2 separate regions of the Homo sapiens genome follow, and region 2 is linked to region 1. A link is a loop called in an ENCODE intact Hi-C map of the cell type or tissue named here. Cell type or tissue: MCF 10A. All regions are shown on one strand.

The links. Peaks named below come from ENCODE experiments on the same cell type or tissue, not always from the same donor. Only the 100,000 strongest peaks of a DNase experiment are listed, where the experiment ranks them.
Region 2: a loop joins it to region 1, with 13 times the contacts of the local background. A loop is called at or near these places in 1 of 110 quality-filtered maps.

What each region holds. Positions count from the first base shown.
Region 1 is chr17:4,519,014-4,523,013 of GRCh38, forward strand. The region is part of intron 2 of SPNS2 (SPNS lysolipid transporter 2, sphingosine-1-phosphate); the gene reads left to right. Among named protein-coding and RNA genes, the nearest start is that of SPNS2, 22 kb to the left of the region's middle. In MCF 10A, no CTCF peak of the experiment used is centred here; a DNase peak (open chromatin) is centred at 2,388.
Region 2 is chr17:4,205,096-4,209,095 of GRCh38, forward strand. ANKFY1 (ankyrin repeat and FYVE domain containing 1) reads right to left here. Exons shown (of 25, transcript NM_001330063.2): 6 at 2,838-2,987; 7 at 1,226-1,391. Among named protein-coding and RNA genes, the nearest start is that of ANKFY1, 57 kb to the right of the region's middle. RefSeq lists a silencer at 1,955-2,155. In MCF 10A, no CTCF peak of the experiment used is centred here; no DNase peak of the experiment used is centred here.

The DNA.
Region 1 (4,000 bases):
GGGGCCATCTGTCCTGAGCATTCTCCGTCAGCTTGGCCAGCCCAGGCCGTCCCTTGGATGGCAGAGCCTGGCCCCCGCCCCACCCATGCCTGCCTGAGCACCCTCCCTGCCCACAGGATGTGGAGGATGGTAGGTCTTCTCCAAATAACAGATCAGCCATGTAAAAATAGCCGTGGCTCAGCCCAGGCCGAAGCAAGGGCTGAATGCAGGCTCCAAGGCCACAGGGCGGGGGCTCAGGGCTCCCTCAAGCTCAGACTTGCCCTTTCCTGCTCCAAAACTGCTTTCTGGGGTCATACAGGCCATGTGTGCCATGGGGATGGCTCCGCTCACCATGGACAGGGGTCCTGGGGCTGCCCACCAGGACACCGAGGGCCCGTGGGGGTTCTGAGCTCTGGGCTGCCGTGAGAGGTGGACAGCACTGGCTTTCTGACGGCCTCCTGCCAGCCTGGCGAGGAGGAGGGAGTGAGGCCCTGGCCCAAGACCCCGAGGCAGGCGGGCTGGTCTGACCCCTCCCTCCCTGCTGTCACGGCCCTGCCCGCTCGGCCCTGGCTCCCTGCCCTGCCTCTCCATTGTCCTAGACCTGTGGGCTCAGCACACCCTCCACAGGATGTCCCTGCGGGAACTGCTGGGAAAGCCGCCCCTACCAAAACCAGGGGTGGGGCTGCCAGTCTGCCCAGAAAGCTCTCCTCAAACAAACAAAGACCACGGGATTGCGGGGTGGTGGGCAGGGGAAGCTTCTAGCTTGGAGGCCCAGCCCAGGCTGGTCTTTATTCTCAGCAGAGTTGCCTGCTGGCCTCTGTGTCCCCATCGGACACAGTCCACATGGGCAAGGCTTCGCCTATCCTGTCCCTTCTGCCAGGAACATTCTCTCAGCCCCCTCCCCGTCCCTACCCTGATTGTGTTCAGGCCCCTCCATGGCCTGTGACCTCCAGGGGGCCAGGCGGGGTCCTCCCTCCTGTCTGTCCTGAGCAGAGAGAGGGCAGCAGTGATGGATCCCACCTCCCTCCTGACCCTGGACTGCCATGTCCCAAGGGAAGACACTGAGGGGCAGGCTGGTCCAGACTGTGCCTTCCTAATTTGGTCTGTCATCTCGGGCAACTTCCTCCACCTCTTGGGGCCTCAGTGACCTCAGCTGTTAGATAGGGATGGACGTGGGGAGGATCAGGTGAGCTAAGGGCACGTAGGTGCTTGGGCAAGTTCATCAGGCTGGGGCCGGTGGGTGGGGACGGGGCGTGCCAGCTTCTGCCAGGAGTCCACCTGCAGTCCTGGGGACTTCTGCCCATCTAAGTGAGGAGCCAGAAACCAGGGAGGGGTTGAAAGAGCTAAGAAGGGCCCGTGCTTCCTGCTCCACTGTGGGCAAGAGGAGAGAATGGAGCATGATGGCCGGGGTCTGGCGAAGGTCTGGGTCACGTCCCTCCAGTCCCTCGTCACCCCCCCGGGAGGGGGCTTTTTCAAGGATCCTACCATGGTGTTGGGGGGCGGGGTGGAGAGAGCGCGCTGTGGTTCTCTGCCGCCTTCTAAACACCAAACCCTGTCCTGGTCTTTAGCCCAGTCCTCCCTCCACAGCCTCATCTCTCGCTGCTTCCTCTTGAGCATCCTCAGGCCATGGCCTGACCTGTCTCCTTGCTGTCCTCAGCAGGCCCTGAACTTTCCCTGACCTTGGGAACATCAGCTGGGACCTTCCCCCTTCCCAGCATGGCAGTCTGGGGAGTGATTTAGAGCAAGGACTCTGGAGTCTGCCAAACTGGGATTTAAATTCTGGCTCAGCCGCACACTCGCTGTGTGACATCACTTCTTTTGGCCTCCATTGTCTCCTCTGTAAAATGAAGAGAACAGAATCAAAAGAGATCATCTGTGCATATGTCAAGGCTGCATGCTGGGCCTTGCCTATATATCCATAAATAATAACTGCAGTTATCATGAACACTAAGCATCATGCCTCGTGAACCATTATACAATATTGCTGATCTGAAGTTTATATTTCAGCGTATATTCTTGATGTTAAGTATTATCTTAGCGGTAAACTCCTATGCATGCTTCAGTGCCCAGCTTTGTCACCACCGCCTCCGGGAAGCCTCTCTTCATTATCCTGGCAGGATCTGGAGCTCCTTGGTGGTTCCCCAACATAGGTTGTCCTTTAAACAGAGCAACCTATGAACAAGATCTGCCCCTGGCCAGACAGGGGGAAACTTCTCTTCTGATTCCTTCTGTCCACTTGCCACCTAGCACAGACAGGCACAGGGAGAACAATTCCTCCTCCTCCCCCAACATGTGTCAGTCCTGATGCAACTGGAAATCTCCCTCCTGCCACATTCTGATCTGATCTCAGGCAGGTCCTTGGAGGCAGGCCCAGCAGGAAAAATTCTTTTTCTAAATGTGAGGAAATAATTTCTGCCTTGACTAATTTAAACAAGGGCCCAGTGTTGACCAAGGCCGGCCTGCTCTGGGCAGGGTGTGGCATTAAGCACCTTGCACGTGCTATCCAGCACCCAGACCCACCCTGGAGAGCTGCTATTTTTATCTTCATTTTACAGATGAGGATGCTGGCATGTTGGCGCTGGCTCAGGCCAGCTCATGAGAGTCAATTGTTAACATTTCAGGAATGGTGTGTGAGCTAGTCGTAAAATACAACCATTGTTAAAAACTAAATGATATCGGCTTACAATTAAATAATTAGAAACAAGGTAATAACTACTCAAAAGTCCTCACTTCCTAATTATTTTGCTGTGTTTCAGCGTTATCTGTGGTCCTATGGTGAGTGGCGTCTGTTCTATTTGTGTGGTAGAAACACTGGACAATGGCGTGTCCCCGCACATCCCTTTCCAACGCCCATCAGTGACACGACGTGGGTAGCTTGAACTCAGCCAGGGCGGAGTGTTTACACCACAGAAATGGGCAAACACGGCCGGGCACGGTGGCTCACCCCTGTAATCCCAGCACTTTGGGAGGCCGAGGCAGGAGGATCACCTGAGATCAGGTGTTTGAGACCAGCCTGGCCAACATGGCAAAACCTTGTCTCTACTAAACATTCAAAAATTAGCCGGGCGTGGTGGCAGATGCCTATAATCCCAGCTACTTGGGAGGCCGAGGCAAGAGAATCGCTTGAACCCGGGAGGCAGAGATTGCAGTGAGCTGAGACGGTGCCACTGCACTCCAGCCTGGGCGACAGAGCGAAACTCCATCTCAGAAAAAAAAGAAATGAGCAAACACGCCACATCAGGGCTCCCCTCACCCTTTATCAGAGCCAGTTAAACATATATCAGCACACCACTGAAGGTGAGACACAGAATGGCTGTGGCCTGACTGAGGTCACCGGCTGGGAAGGAGCGGAGGTGAATTTGAGCCCAGGGAGTGTGCCTCATGCCCGGATTTGTGCACCCGCATGCTGATTCTCCCCAAGGCCTCTGGAATTAACAGGTCTGCTCGTACACCCACCACCCACGCGCACTCACTGGCCTGTTCTTGCTGGCATAAAAGAGGGGCAGTCACTCCTCCAGCCAGGTTCAGGGGAGCTCTGCCTGGCCCTCTCGCCTCTCTTTCACCTCTCTCTTTTCCTCCTTCCTCCCTCCCTCTTTCTCTTCTCTCAGGTCCCATCTCGCCAGGGTCTCAGGCCCACGGAGGAGCAGCCGGGACCACGCACACATTCAGCCTGGCGGTCAGAGGCCAACTGGCTGCCATGTCTGTCACTCCCAGCCTTTGTCTGGCCATCTGCCCATCAGCTGTGGGACTGCTTTCCAGGGGGAGGGATGGGGGGCCACCTCGCTGTGTGACCTAGGGTCCACCCTACCTTGCTCTGGGCCTCTTCATCCCACCTGGGACCTCCAAGGCCCCTCCCATCACTGGCAGTGGCCTCCCTGTGGAATCTTCTAAACCTCTTGTTCTGGAAGAACAAAGCCAGGTCACGGCCTTTGTTCGACATCCCCTCATGTTTTCCTTTCTCACCCATGGACGTCACAGTCATCACAGTGGGCTCCGGGGCCCCACCCCAGCCTCTTTCCTG
Region 2 (4,000 bases), 310 kb before region 1:
CAATAATAGTATAACAATGCATCATCAAAAGGGGAAAATATAGATGATTAAGATGGAACGAAACAAGTAGATTCTCTCTTTGATGTCTACGTGTAAGTAAAAAAAAGTGGCCATGGCAATGCACTTCAATCAAGTCAACCATCCCTCCACAAAACTAACGCTTTGACACTTTGGAAAGCTTTCATTTCTCACTGGAACTCTACCTCTATACAGATTTCACTCTGTCTAAAATGACCATTGCAAAGCAAAATCAGCCCAGATCCATTTGGGACTCATGAATTAGTAAGACTATGGAAAAAAACAAACAAAAACCTAGTATTTTTTTTTTCCTTTGACAAGTTAATTCATTAAGATTAAAATGTTCTGGGAGGACGCGGTGGCTCACGCCTCTAATCCCAGCACTTTGGGAGGCCAAGGTGGGTGGATCACCAGGTCAGGAGATCGAGACCATCCTGGCTAACACGGTGACACCCCGTCTCTACTAAAAATACAAAAAATTAGCTGGGCGTGGTGGTGGGCACCTGTAGTCCCAGCTACTGGGGAGGCTGAGGCAGGAGAATGGCATGAACCCAGGAGGCGGAGCTTGCCGTGAGCCAAGATCGCACCACTGCACTCCAGCCTGGGCGACAGAACAAGACTCCGTCTCAAAAAAAAAAAAAGATTTAAATGTTTTGTTCTCAAGTCTATCATTTCTGTATTCTTCCAACTATTAACAATGCATTCAAAATATAGCTACAATTTCAAATAACTCTGCTAGAACAAAATGAAACTCTATCAATTTATCATAATAGAGGCCTAGCCTGTTAAAGTGAAAACCCTGAAGCTAAGAACACGTTTCAAGGTTTATGGTTTTGCTACTATCCTTGTATCTGTGGTAGAATACAAAAGCAAAACCTTCCTAGCACAATTCCTGGAGAAAGCCATCCATTGAACAAGCAAACATATCAAGTGCTTACAAGTAAAAGGTACTTCTTCACACAAGTACCATCTTTGTAGCCTTTCTTTCTGGGGCCCTGTTGGCACGGTGAATGGCCAAACTAACACGGCATAGGCAACAGCTCTTGAGTGCTTCCTCTGACCCAATGATCAAATTCTAGATCATGTAGCCTGTGAGTACAGACTACAGAAGCCTTTGAGAATTTTGGGAACAAGGTCAGAAAGTCTTCAAAAATTACTCGGATAAAAATAAAATTGCCTGCAGGGAAACATACACACTTCTTCCTACCTCTTTGGATTCCTTTGTGTAACAAGCTCCAGCCACTCTTGTCCACCATGTCCACATCAGCTTTGTGACTAACCAGCGTGGTGGCAATACTCTCCAGTCGTCGTGAGAGGGCTAGATCTAATGCCAGATCTCCGTTATGATCCGCTTCATTCAGCTTCCCAGGGAGCTACACAAACAAGTTTGTAAATTAGCGCCCAGTGAGTAGAGAATACGACCTATTTTAATTTCTCCCACCTTGACCCTTAAATATCATCTCTTATACAAATGTCAAATTTAAGTGCTCCAACACTGCTTACTCCCCAAATTCAACTTTATTCACAAACTTCTATCAGGCTTCCTCAGGGTACATGTTTTCAGGGAGTACAGAATTAATGGGGACCACATAGCCAACATAAACAATGTGGGAGACGATTAAAGGCCACCAGGAAAATGTGGACAGAGTGCTGTGGGGCACGAGTGCCAGGCAGAGGCTCAGAGAGTTTTACGGTGAACAGCTAATGTTTTCATGAAAGGCAGTGGCGTTCCTATTTCATTCTTCCCAGCAGTTTAATGTCTCCCCATACACTGGACACCCGGGATAAAACATACTTCGCTCCCATCTGTCAAGAGCCATTACATTTCTTTCAAGGTCATATGGTGGGCAGAATTATCACCCCCCCCAAAGACGGACATGTCCTAATCCCCAGAACCTATAAACATACCACGTTACATGGCAAAAGGCACTTTGAGGATGTGATTAAGGACCTTGTGATGGGGACAGTATCCCAGATTATCCAGGAGGCCCGACCTATCTAACCACAGAGGGCCCGACCCATCTAACCACAGAGGGCCCGACCCGTCTAACCACAGAGGGCCCGATCTATCTAACCACAGAGGGCCCGATCTATCTAACCACAGAGGGCCCGATCTATCTAACCACACAAGTCCTTCAAAGTGAAAAAGGGAACCAGAAGAGTAAGTCAGAGAGATGTGACATGAGAAGCACCTGACCCACCACTGCTGGCTTTTAAGACAAAAGCCGGGGGCTATGAGCTAAGGAATGTGTGGAGGGCTCTAGAAGGTGGGAATGGCCCTCGGCTGACAGCCAGCAAGAAAATGGGGACCTCGATCCTGTAAGTGCAAGAATCTGAATTCTGCCAAAGATCCAAATAAGCAGGAAATGGATTCTCCTCTTGAGTCTCTGGAAAGAAGCACAGCCTGCCGACATCCTGATTTTGGGCCAGTGATTCCTGTCCTAGACTTCCAACCTACAAAACTGTAAGGCAATACATTTGTGTTGTTTTAAGCCATTAAGTTTATGGTAATTTATTATAGCAGCAAAAGTAAACTAACACAGATTTTGGCACCTAAAAGTTAAGAAGCGTTTAAAAAAAAAAAAAAACTACCTAAAAGCATTTAAGAGGTTTTTAAATTGGGCAATGGGCTAAGGCTGGAAGAATTTTGAGAAACATGTTAGAAAAAGCTCAGATTGCCTTGAACAAACTATTTAGTAGAAATCCGTACGTTAAAGACTGTGCCAGTCATGGCTCGGAAGGAAGTGAGAAGTACCACGGAGAAAGACAAGTGCATTAGAGTTTCGGGAAATGAAGAATGGAAAAGGCAGCTACAGTACCTGGGAATCCATTTCAATCAGATACAGGAAGACCACGTCTTCTCTCTCCACTTTGATGGCTTTATGTAGCGGGTACTCTGTCTTGGATTTGATCATTTTGTATAACAACTGAGCGCTCATGCTGCTGAAATCCTCCTTCCTCAGGTCGTCCTGAGAATTCACAACACAGTGAAAAGCAGAACAGACACAAGGCAATGAATCCAACCACCATTTAGCAAGCCTCTCAAATGCATCAGTCAGGCCCTTCTTTAAGGGCTTAACCTTTCCCAACTCATTTATTTCTCCCCAAAACCCAATGAAGTAAGTACTTGAACATCCCCATTTTACAGAAGAAAATATTATGGCATAAAGAGATTAGATAACTTGCTCAAGTTCAGACAGTCCTTAAATGGCTGGGGAACCAGAAGGCTGACGTTCCGAGCCTCACTCTCCTCCAGCATTACTGTGCCTCCCAGTGAGGTGGCAAAACACCAGCCATGCATACCTCTAACAGGAATGCGCCCCAAGGGAGCCTCACATGAGAGCAGGGAGTCCTCCTCCCACCCCCTGAAAGATGGCAGTTACAAAATCAATTCCAACTTCCACAAACAAGTCACTCCACTGAGTCGCAGCTGGTCCCTATTATTGCAGATCTCTATATTTCTGCCTATTTTAAAAGAAAGGTTACCAATCCTGTTTCAATGCCTTAAAATCCAGTTCTTTAGCCGCCTTTTCTGAAACTCTAAGGCTTTTCCCACAGTGTTGTTGAATACCAAACAATTCGCAGAAACTAATTTGCAAAAGGTAGCACCAGCCCTAATATTCTAAAACTGCAAACAACAACAACAAAATGTAAACACTGGCCGGGCGCAGTGGCTCACGCCTGTACTCCCAGCACTTTGGGAGGCCGAGGTGGGCGGATCGATCACCTGAGGTTGGGAGTTTGAGACCAGCCTGACCAACGTGGAGAAACCCCCGTCTCTACTAAAAATACAAAATTAGCCAGGCGTGGTGCTGCATGCCGGTAATCCCAGCTACTCAGGAGGCCAAGGCAGGAGAATCGCTTGAACCTGGGAGGCGGAGGTTGCAGGGAGCTGAGACCGTGCCATTGCACTCCAGCCTGGGCAACAAGAGCGAAACTCAGTCTCAAAAAAAAAAAAATGTAAACACTGTTCTTTATGATG